Regions from separate parts of the Homo sapiens genome. Here region 2 is linked to region 1. The links are chromatin loops, found by intact Hi-C in ENCODE. Cell type or tissue: pancreas. All regions are shown on one strand.

Evidence for each region. Hi-C counts contacts between places; a loop is a spot of excess contacts. Peaks named below come from ENCODE experiments on the same cell type or tissue, not always from the same donor. Only the 100,000 strongest peaks of a DNase experiment are listed, where the experiment ranks them.
Region 2: a loop joins it to region 1, with 4 times the contacts of the local background. A loop is called at or near these places in 1 of 110 quality-filtered maps.

The regions. Positions count from the first base shown.
Region 1 is chr4:140,564,194-140,572,193 of GRCh38, forward strand. It overlaps UCP1 (uncoupling protein 1), which reads right to left and starts at 4,768. Exons shown (of 6, transcript NM_021833.5): 1 at 4,411-4,768; 2 at 3,586-3,784. The coding sequence starts at 4,536. In pancreas, no CTCF peak of the experiment used is centred here; DNase peaks (open chromatin) are centred at 4,708 and 4,808; H3K4me3 peaks cover 925 bases.
Region 2 is chr4:141,110,323-141,118,322 of GRCh38, forward strand. All of the region lies in intron 1 of RNF150 (ring finger protein 150), which reads right to left. Among named protein-coding and RNA genes, the nearest start is that of RNF150, 19 kb to the right of the region's middle. In pancreas, no CTCF peak of the experiment used is centred here; no DNase peak of the experiment used is centred here.

The sequences.
Region 1 (8,000 bases):
ATGATCATGTTAATTATGGGACTTGGTGGCCTTAGATGAAGCCCAGTGGACAAACTGCACCAAAATGGGCCATCAAGTAGTGTTAGGCTACAACATGTGAAGGGAACAAAAATAAGAAGACAGGAGAGAAGAAAGTGATTTTTGTCTTAAAATTTTGAAAAAAATAGCTTATGTTGCTCAAGACAGATTTCATTAAGTACAAATAGTCTTGAAGCCCAATATTCATTTCTATCATTAAGTAAACATAAAATTAAGGTTCAGTAACATTTACTCAGCAGAGACTTTCTCAGTCATTATAATTCTGTTTCCTAATTTGTCAAAAAGGGATAATAATATCTACCTCTTAGAGTTGTGTGAGTTAAATAATATTGATAAAGAGCTTACACTGTCTAGCATAAAGAAAATCCACAAAACTGGCAGCAATTTTTAAATCACTACCATGATTGTACTCTTCTCATCATGCTTTACCAGGAGCTGGGCATATGACTGACAGCTGTCTTTTAATTAGCAATATCATATGATTACAAATGCCTTCACTTTTAGCTCACATTTGTAATGCACTGCACTACAACGTAGTGTATCTTGATGTACTCATCCTATCCTCCAATCTCCAACTTTCAAATCCCTCTCTTCACTTCCCAATCAAGCTGGAAAAGAGGCTTTTTTTTTAAGAACTAAAAGAAATTTATTTACAAAACATATTGTTTGTCTTTACTTCTCAGAGCCCATTTCTTCCTCAGTCCCCTACAATATAGCTTATACCACGCTACTCTGCTGAAGATGTTTTTGCTAGAAAATCAGTGAGCTTCTATTTGTTATGTACAATGATCACTTTTCAGTCCTTTCCACACTCTCTGCTGTTTGACCCTATTGGTAGTCCCTGCTGTGACTTCCTGGAATCTGGCTCAGATTTTCTCCTAAAAGGAGCCCACTAAATAAACTGAATCATGTGCCTACTGGCCATTACCTGTTGACATGGCCTAAACCAAATTTCTTGTCTTCCCCCTAAGACAGCTTCTATACATCCTCTCTCAATAAAGGGTATCTTTAAACAGAAACTTGGAAGTCATCTCATATTTCTACCTGTCCCTTATGCCTTACTTCTATTTGTTCACCAAGTCAATTCAATTATACTTTCTCAATCTTTCTGATTGACATCTCTTTTTCCCTATTGCCAGTGTTTTAGGGCATACCCTGATCATTTCTTGCTTTCTAACTTACCTCTTTCTTACTCCTTTTACATATATACTCTATCTGCTGCCAAAGTGATCTTTTGAAAATGTAAATTGTTTATGCCACTCCCTTGCTTAATATTTTTACAATGACTTCCCACCACTGTAAGGATAAAATCCAAACTCCTTAGCACCGCCTGCAAGGCCTTCTGTCATCTGGCTCCCTCCTGTCTCTGTGGCTTCACCCCTCCTTCCTCACCAACATGTCCTCCCTGTGCTATGTTCACTCGACTCCTCACTGAGTCTTTGCACATGACCTTCACTCTACTTGGAAGCTCCTTTCTCACCCCTTTGCCTGGAGTACTCCTGCTGGCCCTTCCAGAATTGATCCAGACGTTAATTCTTCAGGAAAATCTCACGGACCATACCTCCATGGCTAGCTTAAGTAGTTCTGTTTAATATAGCCACCATCTTGTAATTACAGTTAGTCATGTGCTGCATACATGATGGTGGTCCCGTAAGATTAGAACAGAGCTGAAAAATTCCTATCACCTAGTGACATCCCAGCCCCATAAGACTGTAGTGTAATGCATTACCTTTTCTATTTTTAGGTACACAAACACTTAACTTTATGTAACAATTGCCTGTAGTATTCAATACCAACATGCTGCACAGGTTTGTAGCCTAGGAGCAATAGATTATACCATATAGCCTAGGTGTGGCTATGCCATCTAGGTTTGTGTAAGTGCTCTCTGTGATGTTCATTCAACAACCAATTTGCCTCCTAACTCATTTCTGAGAATGTATCCCCATCGTTAAGTGAAGTAGGACTGTATTGTAATACAGCATGTATCATGGAATATAGTCATCTATTCACTTCTCCCCACACAACCCATACTCTCAACTGTAAGCTCTGTCTAGAGACACATCTGCCATCTAAACATCTAACATAGTTACTGGCACATGGCAGTTCAATAAAGCCTACTAAATAAACTGAATCTATATAACATAGAACACTGCCAACATATATCCTATTAATTTGGTGCCCAAAGTCCACAACAATTGGTAGAACAGTCAATCTGTGAAGAAAACCACCTGAACGGGCAGCTTTACCTCCTTTGTGTTTCCTCTCTTGCTACATCTATAAATAAAAAAATGCAGTTTTGATCTAGTAACATCCAGACTTTATCTTCACTTTGAAAGTACTTGTGTGGATAAGTATAACTTATATATTTGTATAGACAACATTTATAAATTATCCCATAAAATTATAGTATTGAAGGTTACTCACAGCAGAAATGATGAAATCTACAAGGTGGATTTCACTTAATGTATTCATTGTGCCATCAGCACATCTTCTCTCTGGCTTGTCTACTCCACATGAAAGTGCCTCTGATGTTGATTAGCTGTGTGATTTTGTGCATGTTACTTAACTACCCTGATATTCGGCTAACACTTTTTACTCACAGCAGTGTTGTGCGGTTTGAATGATGGGCAGAATCATATGAGAAGTGCAGAAGGCAGTAGAGAACAGGGTTAGGAGCCTGGAGTCCGAGGCCAGACTGCCTGGGTTTGAACCCTGGCTCTGCCCCCTCCCAGCTGTGTGACCTTGGGCAAGTGATGAATCTGCTCTGTGTTCAGTTTTCCCATCTGCCAAGGGATAATGGTACTAATACCCTTCCAGTTATAATGTATCTGAAGCACTTAGAACAATGTCTGGTTCATAGTTAAGCCCTCAAATAAATGCTACCTAAAGTGACAGGAATTCTTAGAGTGCACTGGCACTCAGGAAATATGTTTCCTTTTCTTTTTCCCCTAAACAAACTCCCTGCAGCATTCGTCCACTTTTTCTGCTCTGGTCTTTCCTGGACCTGATGAGGAACCTCTTAAGAGGAAATATGTCTTTTCCTGTCCTTTCAACTCTCTTCACAAAGTCTGGCTTTCTTTGCTTCAAACAGAAGGCTTTGAACTTTGTTGCATACACAAATGATGAGGGAAGCTTGTGGAAAGACACTCTGGTCTCTAGCCTGAGGATTCAGACTCAGAGGACCATGGTAGTCCTCGTTTGGATTTCTGACAAGCTCCATAGATGTTTCTGATATACTTCCCTCTTTGGAGAACTTTAAGTTAAACATTTTTCTGTAGCCCACCCATATTCTCCAGATGGAGATCCAAACTGGGCACAAAACTTCCATGACTGGGTGACCTTTACAAGTATATATCTGCATCTAAAAAATCGATTTTGCATACTTTTTTCTATGAACAATGAGCTAATGTTTGGGGAAGGGAGAGTTCAAATATGAATGTTTTCTCGCCAATTTGTTATGAAAACCACTCCTCTGTGTGTTACACTTTTTGGAACAGAGCGGAGCCCAAGGCTTTTCTGCCCCTCCCAGGAACGCTCACGGCTTACTTTCTTTCCCTGCGGTGAGGAACTCCTGGACCGTGTCGTAGAGGCCGATCCTGAGAGAGGCGGAGCTGATTTGCCGCTGAAGCCCCGCAGGCAGCCCGCTGTAGAGTTTCATCCGCCCTTCTGTTTTTACCACAGCGGTGATTGTTCCCAGGACACCTTTATACCTAATAACACTGGACGTCGGGCATTCACCTTGGACCTGGAAATAAGAAAGGTGCAGAACAGAAGGGAGCGAAATTGAGTTCACTCTTAAGCCAAGATTTCCCCCTGTGTTCCTATTTTCCGTTTCTTTTCTCAGCAACATTCCTCTTCCATCCACCTCCCTCTACCGTGTGTGTGTGTGTGTGTGTGTGTGTGTGTGTGTGTGTGTGTGTGTGTTCGCTCACGCGCAGATGGAGGGAGGCTGGCTACAATGCACATTTTGAATATCCCCCTCCCCAGGAACTCTCCAGAACCCCTAGGGCAGTAGGATAGGACAGAACCCCCGAAGAATCAAAGAAAGGAAAAAGCACCTGACTAGTAAACTCAGGAGAGGCCAATATTCTCAGCTCTTAAAATACTAAGTGCACCCTAAATTTTGGGAGAATTTGGTAGTAGTCATGGTCAACCCATTCTCTGTGGCCCTGGTGGTTCTTCAGCTAATCCCAGAAAAAGTTCCAGTTTCCCATCCTAAAGCACCAGCCCTGGGACAAGGCCAGACTGCTTTGGAAGGTCACCTACCCTACCTAGAAACAGTGGTTACACCAAAGCAGAGAATAAATGGAATGCACGCAACAGCGTCCCCTCTGTCCTGAGACCCCTTGTCTTACCCCTCTGCCTAGCTACCTGGAGCCGGACTTTGGCCGTGTCCAGCGGGAAGGTGATCACGTCCGCCAAGCACGCCGCTATTCCAGCTGAGAAGAGCTGGACCCCCAGGGTCGGGTGTACGTCCGAGGCTGTCAGGCCCCCCATCTTCACTCAGAGACTGGAGATGCAGAGGAAAAGGGCTCCAGCCCCGAAGGTGGAGGAAGTTCCTTTCCCTTGCTCTTCACGCCTGTCCGCCGGGCAGCAAACCCGATTTCTGTTTTTTGAACCGACCGCCGGGCAGCGGCGGTGCAGAGGCGGCGGCTGCAGACGGAGCGCGGTGTTGGGGGCCGAGTCCCCGCGTCCCCTCCTACCCACCCTCGCGCCAGCAGGACCCTCTGCGTTCCGGTCTTCCGCTGGGACTTATATAGCTGGGCCGCTCCCGGGCTGGGCCGCGCGAGGTCTCAGAAGACCCGGGCGTGGGACCTGCCGGGGGCGTGTCCGGGAGCACCGGGTCCCTCCCATTCCCATTCTCGCTCGGTGCCTCGGGAGCCCTGCTTCGCTCCCCGAAAGCCCTGGGCCGGCCGCTGGTTGTCTGCGCCCCGCACACCGCACGTCGGAGGGAGGGCGCACCGCGGCGGTCAGCACCCGCGCCCCCGCACGTGCCTCACCTTCTGTCACCCTTTGGCTGCACACCTTCGGCTGGGGCTTTCGGAAACCAGCACGATATCAGAGCCTTGGTGAAAGGTTCTGCCTAGCTGGAGCTCTCCCAGAAGGAAGAGCGGGGCACTCTTCCATTCCTCCAACTCCCCAGACATCTTGCAGGCACCTTGCGGCCTTCTCTGCTTCCCTTTCCTCTCCTTTAAACTTCTCATCCTCCTTCCTCCGGATTCCTTCTCTTCCCACTACCAAATTCAGACTTGGAAGAATCCCACACAGGAACCAAGAGCACTCTGAACTTGTCAAAAAGAGCGTTTCGTTTCATCACTTTTTGAGAGAAGATGTCAAACGAGACAATAGACACACTAGAAAGCAAATAGTACATTGCTAAAGCACCGTACAAAATGAGATACCACCTGTTCCTTCTAATTAGATTTCTTAGAGGGTGCAGTGGAAAGGACAGGGCAGGTTGCTTGGCTCCAGGTGCAGCTCTCCAGCTTACCAACTCTGTGAACCTGGGAAAGTCATCTGTACTCCAGCTTTTATTTTCAACAGTGTAAAATGTGGTTCCAGAGCTAGCCCAGGTCTGAAATCTCCCTGCTAACTTACCTATAATGATGTAATATGTGTTGGTTGTGTGGCCTTTCCTAGTTCGATCTTTGTGCAAATTTTATTTTCAATGTTTATTCTTGTGAAAACTTAAGAAAACAAAAAACTTTTAAAAAAAACAGTGGGAAATAATAGGAAACTGGAGAAAGAGGGAAATGGACAAGGTCAGGTCCCAGCTTTCAGAACCTCTCAGTTAAGCCAAAGATGGATTTGATATTACCAGAATCCACGTCCAGCTATTTAGGGCCTCTGGTACTCAACCCTGACTTAAGCCCCCCAAAAGAGTCAGTGGAAGTCAGAGTCATCTCCTCCAGGAGCAGGAGAAATAAGACATGAATAAAGAATAATCTCCAAACCCTCTATAAGTAAAGGTTGTGTACTGTGCAAGAAGCCAGTCCTAAGGCACTTCCAAGGGAGGTCAGGCTTGCAGAGCTTCCCTGAAAAAGGCAATGTTGACCTGACGGGTAGCCTCTGAAAAAAAATAGAAAGGAGAAGGAGCCAGCGAGGTTTCTCCTCTGCAAACACTTGTTGAAATAAAGATCAACTGAGGCAAATAAGTGGCATGCATACAGGCAAAGATGTTGGGGAAAGCAAGTCGCGTATATAGAATGCATTCTGTTGGCCTGACTGACTGGGAAATTGGGTGATGGGGAAGAAAGAGAGAGGTAGGGCAAGAAGTTGGTGAGGGATGAGGCTGTAGAAGCCAAATGAGAAGCAGAGCCTGCAAATCCATTATGAGTGTAGCTTCATGTTATCACCTGTGTAGTGCTTTACAGACTATGAAGTGCTCTCACATAAATGTCAGATTTAATTTGATAGACAATACAGCTTTATGAATGATTAGATGTGGAGTCAAAGATTACTCTATGTTTAAGAACATGGGTTGCAAGCTCAGTGACAGTACCAATGATTGTCATGAGGCAGTTGGTAAGGGGGGTGATTTTAGGGGTAAGAAGATTAAACCAATTTTTAAAGTCTTAGAATTATTTGGAGAGAATACTGTTGATATCCAGATAGAGAGCTTAGGAAGCTGCATTTAACATGCTAAAAGAGGAAGAAATAGAGGAGGTATTTGGTAGTCATGATATGGATGCAATGAAAGGGGCATGCTTTTCACGGGAAAATGGGGCTAGTCAAATAGGACTAGGAAAAGAATTCAAGGGCCAAACCATAGGGGGACCCAGACCCAGAGTTATAGTCTGGAAAGAATGGCTTTGTCAAAGGTAGAGTGAGAACAAGAAACAGTAACATATCCAGTGATAGAACTGGTATTTAAGAATATGATTAAAGAAAGATTGGGTCTGACCAGTGTCAAGTTTAGAAAAAATGTCAGGAGGACAAAAACAAAGAAAAACCTACCGGATTTGACTCTAACATTGTTGGTGATCTTAGGGAGTACAACTATGATGGAGTTGTTATGTTGTGAGGCTGATGGCTAAGCAGTGGTTAAGAATGTTGGTATAGTATGACTAAAGTGTACAAGAGGAGACCTTATTCCTTGTTGACTCTAGTGAACCTCTGCTATCAACAGGTTAATTCCCAGTCCTCACCCCAAAGCTACCCATGAATCTTTCTCAGTGGTTCTGTCTGTAGTAGTTTTAAAACATAATTGCAAATCCATCACATTCCTCCCATCAAAAGATGAGGGTACATATGCCTTCCCCTTGCATCTGGCAGGCTTATGAATGTTTTGACCAATAGAATAATACAGAACTGATGCCATGTGGCTTCTGAGACCAGATTATAAAAGTCCTTGTATCTTCTGCTTTACTCACTGCAACATTTGCTCTTGGAGCCCTGGGCCAGCATGTAAGAAAGCAAACTTCTCTGAGGCTGTTCATGCTGGAGAGGCCCCACATCATCATCCCTCTTTACCAAGGCACCAGGCACCAGAGTACAGCTATCTTGGACCCTCCAGATAAGCCTACCTGACAGTTGAATACCACCAAGTGATCTCCTATGATGTCAGTAAAGCAGAAGAATCGCCTAGCTGAGCCCAGTCTAAATTCCTGATCCATAAAATTGTGAGATATAATAAAATAATTATTGTATTAAGGTAGCAAAAGATAACTGTAACAGCACCTTTACTTGTTTGAGCAGTTGGGAGGGGCATGCATTCTCTCTTTGCCCCATCCTACTTTCACAACGAGGAAGGAGTTCAAGGCAGTGGGTGGGTAAAGAGTTTTAGATTTGGACTATAAGAAGAAGCCACAATACATTTGTAAAGAAGAAGCAAGGTAAATTAAAATTGTCTTTTTTTCCCCATAAGGCACATGTTTGCATGTTTTAAAGCCAGAGTATGACAAACTAGAGGAGAAAGTGAGAGGAAAACTATGATAAGGGAAGGAAATGTGAGAAATAAA
Region 2 (8,000 bases), 550 kb after region 1:
ATGAGAACTGCTCTTCTCTTTGTTTTGTAACTACACAGGATTCACGGCTCTTTCTTAAAATATTTTTAAAGCAAGGCCCCTAAGCCACTGCCTTGAGAGAGTTTTTTGTTTGTTTTTGTTTTAGGTAGGGTCTCACTGTGTCACCCAGACTGGAGTGAAGTGGAGTGATCGTGGTTCACTGCAGCCTAAAGCTCCTGGGCTCAAGTGATCTTCCCACGTAGCTTGGGACTACAGGTCCATGCCACCACACCTAATTTTTAATTTTTTTTTAATGAGGAAGGGGTCTTGCTATGTTGACCAGGATAGTCTCAAACTCCTGACCTCAAGCCATCCTGCCACCTTGGCCTCCCATAATGCTGGAATTACAGGCATGAACCATCTTGCTTGGCCCAACAGTTTTTCACTGAGGCTTCTTCCAAGTGATGGGTACAGCAGGTGTTAATAAATTTCCATTTGTTTATCTTTTGTTAATTTGGCTTCTGTTTCGGGAAAATGTCACAACTAGTAACCTAAAAAAGGTAAAGAAAATAAATTATATTTTCTCTCCTGCAACTCCTACTCATTATCAGGGCAAGATGCCTTGAACTCAATCAGAAGGCAGCTGTTAAGAGACTAAAAAGCTAATCAGTGATTTCGGCAATCTGAGTGTACTACAGGACAAAACCTGCTGTTGAGAACCCATCTAGGAGGGGGTTATCTGGTAAATCATCTGAAGAGCCATGTCCTAAGAGTAAGGACAGACCAGGAATTACACAGCCCTCACAGCTGAATGATGTACAGGGCAACAATGAATTATCAGGACAAAAATGTCAACAGTGCCAAGGTTGAGAACCATTGATCCTGAGGAATGGTCTGTATATCTTTCACATAGAACAGCTAAGTGAGTTTTCCTCCCAACTGTATTGTTCACCTGCTGGGATAACCTTGACTAAGGCAATAAACTTTTAGGGCTTCATGTTTTTCATTGGCAAAATAAACAATTAATTCATTATTTTTAACCAATAAAGTGGCTAAACTTGGTTAGCTCTAAAATCTTTCCCTTCAGTAAAAGTCTCATTTTATTTTGTGGTTAATTAAAAAGTAAGTATTATCTGGATAATTTCGATGATATAGGCAGGAAAAAGATTATAAATCCATTAACCATAATGTATAAGCTTGCATTGCGAGGGCCTTCTTGGCTTACTTGCAACTGGGGAGATCCACACTTGTGTTCAGAGGAAAAAAGGAATACTAAAGCTTTCTAATAAGAATCTTACAAGTGAAAGTACTAGGATTTATGTTAAAATCGCAACAAAAGGGAACACTAAAAATAGACAAACGAATTCCTGAGCATGAGGAACCACAAATGCAATTAAAGAAAATGTTATTTAAAATCAAGGCTGTAGCAGTTTAATGAGTAAGTAAAACTGTTCTGGGTTTATATGAATCGGGCATCATCCGAGGCCAATTAAAATTCTAAACAAAATATACACTTTACATACCTGTATATGGACATATTTTAAATTCTTGTAATAATAATAAGAGTGTCGTGCTTTTATTTTGACCTTAAAATAACATTTTTTTGTAAAATGGAATTTGGTATTGGTTTGCAAATGCTAATAGTCTGCAAATTTAGGATGATGACAGTAGGAGAAATGCAAAAGAACTGATTTATTTATAAAACTAAAAATAATATTTAGTGGCATAAAAATTTGCATAGACCCCTTTAATAGCATTGGCAGGCAAGTGACTGTCTAAATTCTCTGAGAACATCATCATTTTTGACTAAGAGGAATAAATTATACTATGAAAACTATAACTATTCTTTAAGCCAAAATATACAGATGAGGACTATAATATACAGAAGAGTCTTTATCCAATTTGCCAGTCTGTGTCTTTTAATTGGGGCATTTAGCCCATTTACATTTAAGGTTAATATTGTTATGTGTGAATTTGATCCTGTCATTATGATGATAGCTGGTTATTTTGCCCATTAATTGATGCAGTTTCTTCATAATATCGATGGTCTTACAATTTGGTATGTTTTTGCAGTGGCTGGTACCAGTTTTTCCTTTCCATATTTAGTGCTTCTTTCAGGACCTCTTGTAATGCAGGCCTAGTGGTGACAAAATCTCTCAGCATTTGCTTGTCTGTAAAGGATGTTATTTTCTCCTTTGTTTATGAAGCTTAGTTTGGCTGGTAAGAAATTCTGGGTTGAAAATTCTTTTCTTTAAGCATGTTGAATATTGGCCCCCACTCTCTTCTGGTTGTAGGGTTTCTGCAGAGAGAGCTGGTGTTTGTCTGATGGGCTTCACTTTGTGGGTAACCCAATCTTCTCTCTGGCTGCCCTTAACATTTTTTCCTTCATTTCAACCTTGGTAAATCTGATGATTATGCGTCTTGGGGTTGCTCTTCTTGAGGAGTATCTTTGTGGTGTTCTCTGTATTTCCCGAATTTGAATGTTGGCCTGTCTTGCTAGGTTGGGGAAGTTCTCCTGGATGGTATCCGGAAGTGTATTTTCCAACTTGGTTTCATTCTCCCCGTCACTTTCAGCTACACCAATCAAAGGTAGTTTTGGTCTTTTCATACAGTCCCATATTTCTTGGAGGCTTTGTTCGTTCGTTTTCATTCTTTTTTCTCTAATCTTGTTTTCACGCTTTATTTCATTAAGTTGATCTTCAATTTCTGATAACCTTTCTTCCGCTTGATCTATTTGGCTATTGATACTTGAGTATGTCTCACGAAGTTCTCGTGCTGTATTTTTCAGCTTCATCAAGTCATTTATGTTCTTCTCTAAACTGGTTATTCTAGTTAGCAATTCCTCTAATCTTTTTTCAAGGTTCTTAGCTTCCTTGCATTGGGTTAGAACATGTTCCTTTAGCTTGGAGGAGTTTGTTATTACCCCGCTTCTGAGCCTACTTCTGTCAATTTGTCAAGACCCATCGGTGTGCTGTATTCAGGAGACCCATCTCATGTGCGAAGACACACAGAGGCTCAAAATAAAGGGAGGGAGGAATATTTAGCAAATGGAAAGTTAAAAAAAAAAAAAAAAGCAGGGGTTGCAATCCTAGTCTTCAATAAAACAGACCTTAAACCAACAAAGATCAAAAAAGACAAAGAAGGGCATTACATAACGGTAAAGGGATCAATGCAACAAGAAGGGCTAACTATCCTAAATATATATGCACCCATTACAGGAACACCCAGATTCATAAAGCAAGTTCTTGGAGATATACAAAGAGACTTAGACTCCCACACAATAATAGTGGGAGACTTCAACATGCCACTGTCAATATTAGACAGATCAACGAGACAGAAAATTAACAAGAATATTCAGAACTTGAACTCAGCTCTGGACCAAGCAGACCTAACAGACATCTACAGAATTCTCCACCCCAAATCAACAGAATATACATTCTTCTCTGCACCACATTGCACTTATTCTAAAATTGACCACATAATTGGAAGTAAAACACTCCTCAGCAAATGCAAAAGAACAGAAACCATAACAAACTGTCTCTCAGACCACCGTGCAATCAAATTAGAACTCAGGATTAAGAAATTCACTCAAAACTGCATAACTACATCGAAACTGAACAACCTTCTCCTGAATGACTACTGGGTAAATAGGCAGAAACAAATAACTTCTTCGAAACCAAAAAGAACAAAAACACAAGTATCAGAATCTCCAGGGCACAGATAAAGCCATGTTTTGAGGGAAAATTATAGCACTAAATGCCCACAGGAGAAAGCAGGAAAGATCTAACATTGACACCCCAAAATCACAATTAAAAGAATTACAGAAGCAACAGAAACAAATTCAAAAGCTAGCAGAAGTCAAGAAATAACTAAAATCAGAGCAGAATTGAAGGAGATAGAGACATGAAAAACCCTTCAAAAAAAATTGATGAATCCAGGAGCTGGTTTTTTGAAAAGATTAACAAAGTAGATAGACCACTAGCCAGACTAATAAAAAAGAAAAGAGAGAAGTATCAAATGGACACAAAAATGACGAGGATATCACCACTGATCCCACAGAAATACAAACTATCATCAGAGAATACTATAACCACCTCTATGCAAATAAACTAGAAAATCTAGAATAAATGAATAAATTCCTGGCCACATACACCCTCCCAAGACTAAATCAGGAAGAAGTCAAATCCCTGAATAGACCAATAACAAGTTCTGAAATTGAGGCAGTAATTAATGGCCTACCAACCAAAAAAATCCCAGGACCAGACGGATTCACAGCCAAATTCACAGCCGAATTCTACCAAGAGCCGGTACCATTCCTTCTGAAACTATCGTAAGAAATAGAAAAAGAAGGACTCCTTCCTAATGCATTTTATGATCATCCTGATATCGAAACCTGGCAGAGACACAACAAAAAGAAAATTTCAGGCCAATATCCCTGATGAACATCCATGCAAAAATCCTCAATAAAATACTAGCAAACCAAATCCAGCAGGACATCAAAAAGCTTACACACCACGATCAAGTCAGCTTCATCCCTGGGATGCAAGGCTGGTTCAACATATGCAAATCAATAAGTGTAATTCATCACATAAACAGAACCAATGACAAAACCACATAATTATCTCACAAGATGCACAAAAGGCTTTCGATACAATTCAACACCTCTTCATGATAAAAACACTCAATAAACTAGATATTGATGGAACATATCTCAAAATAATAAGAGCTATTTATGACAAACCCACAGCCAAAATCATGCTGAATGGGCAAAAGCTGGAAGAATTCCCTTTGAAAACCAGCACAAGACAAGGATGCCTTTTCTCACCACTCCTATTAAACATAGTATTGGAAGTTCTGGCTAGGGCAATCAGGCAAGAAAAGAAATAAAGTGTATTCAAACAGGAAGAGAGGAAGTCAAATTGTCTCCGTTTGCAGACTACATGATTGTATGTTTAGAAAACCCCATCATCTCAGCCCAAAATCTCCTTAAGCTGATAAGCAACTTCAGCAAAGTCTCAGGATACAAAATCAATATGCAAAAATCACAAGCATTCCTATACACCAATAATACACAAACAGAGAGCCAAATCATGAATAAACTCCCATTCACAATTGCTACAAAGAGAATAAAATACCTAAGAATACAACTTACAAGGGATGTGAAGGACCTCTTCAAGGAGAACTACAAACCACCGCTCAAGGAAATAAGAGAGGACACAAACAAATGGAAAAACATTCCATGCTCATGGATAGGAAGAATATCGTGAAATTGGCCATACTGCCAAAAGTAATTTATTGATTCAAAGCTATCCCCATCAAGCTACCACTGACTTTCTTCATAGAATTAAAATAAAAAACTACTTTAAATTTCATATGGAACCAAAAAAGAGCCTGTATAGCCAAGACAATCCTAAGCAAAAAGAACAAAGCTGGAGGCACCATTTTACCTGACCTCAAACTATACTACAAGGCTACAGTAACCAAAACAGCATGGTACGGATACCAAAACAGATATATAGACCAATGGAACAGAACAGAGGCCTCAGAAATAATACCACACATCGACAACCATCTGATCTTTGACAAATCTGACAAAAACACACAATGGGGACAGGATTCCCTATTTAACAAATGGGTTTTGGAAAACTGGCTAGCCATAGGCAGAAAACTGAAACTGGACCCCTTCCTTAAGCTTTATACAAAAATTAACTCAAGATGGATTACAGACTTTAACGTAAGACCTAAAACCATAAAAACCCTAGAAGAAATCCTAGGCAATACTGTTCAGGACATAGGCATGGGCAAAGACTTCATGACTAAAACACCAAAAGCAATGGCAACAAAAGCCAAAATTGACAAATGGAATCTAACCATACTAAAGAGTTTCTGCACAGTAAAAGAAACTATCATCAGAGTGAACAGGCAACCTACAAAATGGGAGAAAATTTTTGCAATCTATCCATATGACAAAGGGCTAATATCCAGAATCTACAAGGAACTTAAACAAATGTACAAGAAAACAACAAACAACCCCATCAAAAAGTGGGCAAAGGATATGAACAGACACTTCTCAAAAGACATTTATGCGGCCAACAAACATATGAAAAAAAGCTCATCATCACTGGTCATTAGAGGAATGCAAATCAAAACCACGATGAGATACCATCTCATTCCAGTTAGAATGGCAATCATTAAAAAGTCAAGAAACAACAGATGCTGGAGAGGATGTGGAGAAACAGGAATGCTTTTACACTGTTGGTGGGAGTGTAAATTAGTTCAACCATTGTAGAAGACAGTGTAGCAATTCCTCAAGAATCTAGAACCAGAAATACCATTTGACTCAGCAATCCCATTACTGGGTATATACCCAAAGGATTATAAATCATTTCACTATAAAGACACATGCACACATATGTTTATTTCAGCACTATTCACAGTAGCAAAGACTTGGAACCAACCCACATGTCTATCAATGATAGACTGGATAAAGAAAATGTGGCACATACATACCATGAAATAGTATGCAGCCATTAAAAAATGATGAGTTCATGTCCTTTGCAGGAATATGGATGAAGCTGGAAACCATTATTCTCGGCAAACTAACACAGGAACAGAAAACCAAACATCGCATGTTCTTACTCATAAGTGGGAGCTGAAGGATGAGAACACATGAACACAGGAAGGGGAACATCACACACCGGAGCCTGTCAGGGGGTGGGGGGACTAGGGGAGGGGAGGGATAGCATTAGGAGAAATACCTAATTAGATGATGGGTTGCTGGGTGCAGCAAACCACCATGGCACGTGTATACCTATGTAACAAACCTGCATGTTCTGCACATGTATCCCAGAACTTAAAGTATAATAAAAAAATATATACGTACAAAAGAGATTACCATATCCATAGGTGGCAAGGCTTGACTTGTGGAATAATTAAATCCATAATAATTTATAACTTACACTAAGAAGTGTTTCTTGTGCAACACAAAGAATTGCATTGCTACAAATATATATCTAATAACAATGGCAAATTATCAATTTTTGTGGGAAACAATGTTTCCAGACAGTGTATTAGGCCCTATTTTTACTATAATTCTTCTATGTTTAGACATGTTTATATATGTGGTATAAATGTCCACAGTATTCAGTGTAGAAACATGTTGTACAGGTGTGTAGCCTAAAAGAAATAGGCTATAACCTACATCCTAGATGTGCAACAGACTGTACCATCTAGATTTGTACCATCTAGAACAAATGTATATGGTATGGTCTGTTGTACATCATTTATACCATCTAGAACACTCTACAATGTTCATACAACAATAAAATTGCCTGATGATACATTTCTCAGAATATGTCCACATCATTAAGCAATGCATGACTATGTAAGAAATAGCTCTGGATTAAAATCCCAGTTTTGCTTTTAACCATCTGTAACTTTGGGGTTACAGGGTCTGTGAAGCAAGTGAAGTATCGAAGACACCTAATGCAGTGCCTAGAGTCTGTGTGTTCAGAACAAATGGCAATTCTCGTCCTTCTATTACTTATTCCATCCAACAAAGATTTGCTGAGTTCCTCTAGTGAATAAGGTGATGAATTTAATAAATAAGTCTGGAACTGGAAAGGTGATTTGTAGAAAGAATGCCTTGGCTTATTCAAAAAATGAAAAACTTTTTCCTCATAGTGTGTTCTCCCAAGAGAAGAGAAAATAGACTATGTGAGATGCAGAGCTCAATGGCTATTTAGAATTGCCAATCTGTCCCTCACAGTGGCTGCTGACAGCCCCCTCCCCTCCCCCAGTATCATTTGGTCATCTCACTTAAGGCTCTTATCAGAGCCACACAAGCTCTGCTTCCTGGGGAGCTAGTGTCAGACCCGTTACATGGCCCCAAACTCATGAATACTGAGGCATGGTCTGACTTTGACAATTGATAGGCTGCTTAGACAACAGTCACTGGCAGTTGGAGAAGGTTAGGTCATACCCACCTGCATTTGAGGCTGCTGCCCTATGACCTTGGCAATTGAACATAGGTTTTGAATGTT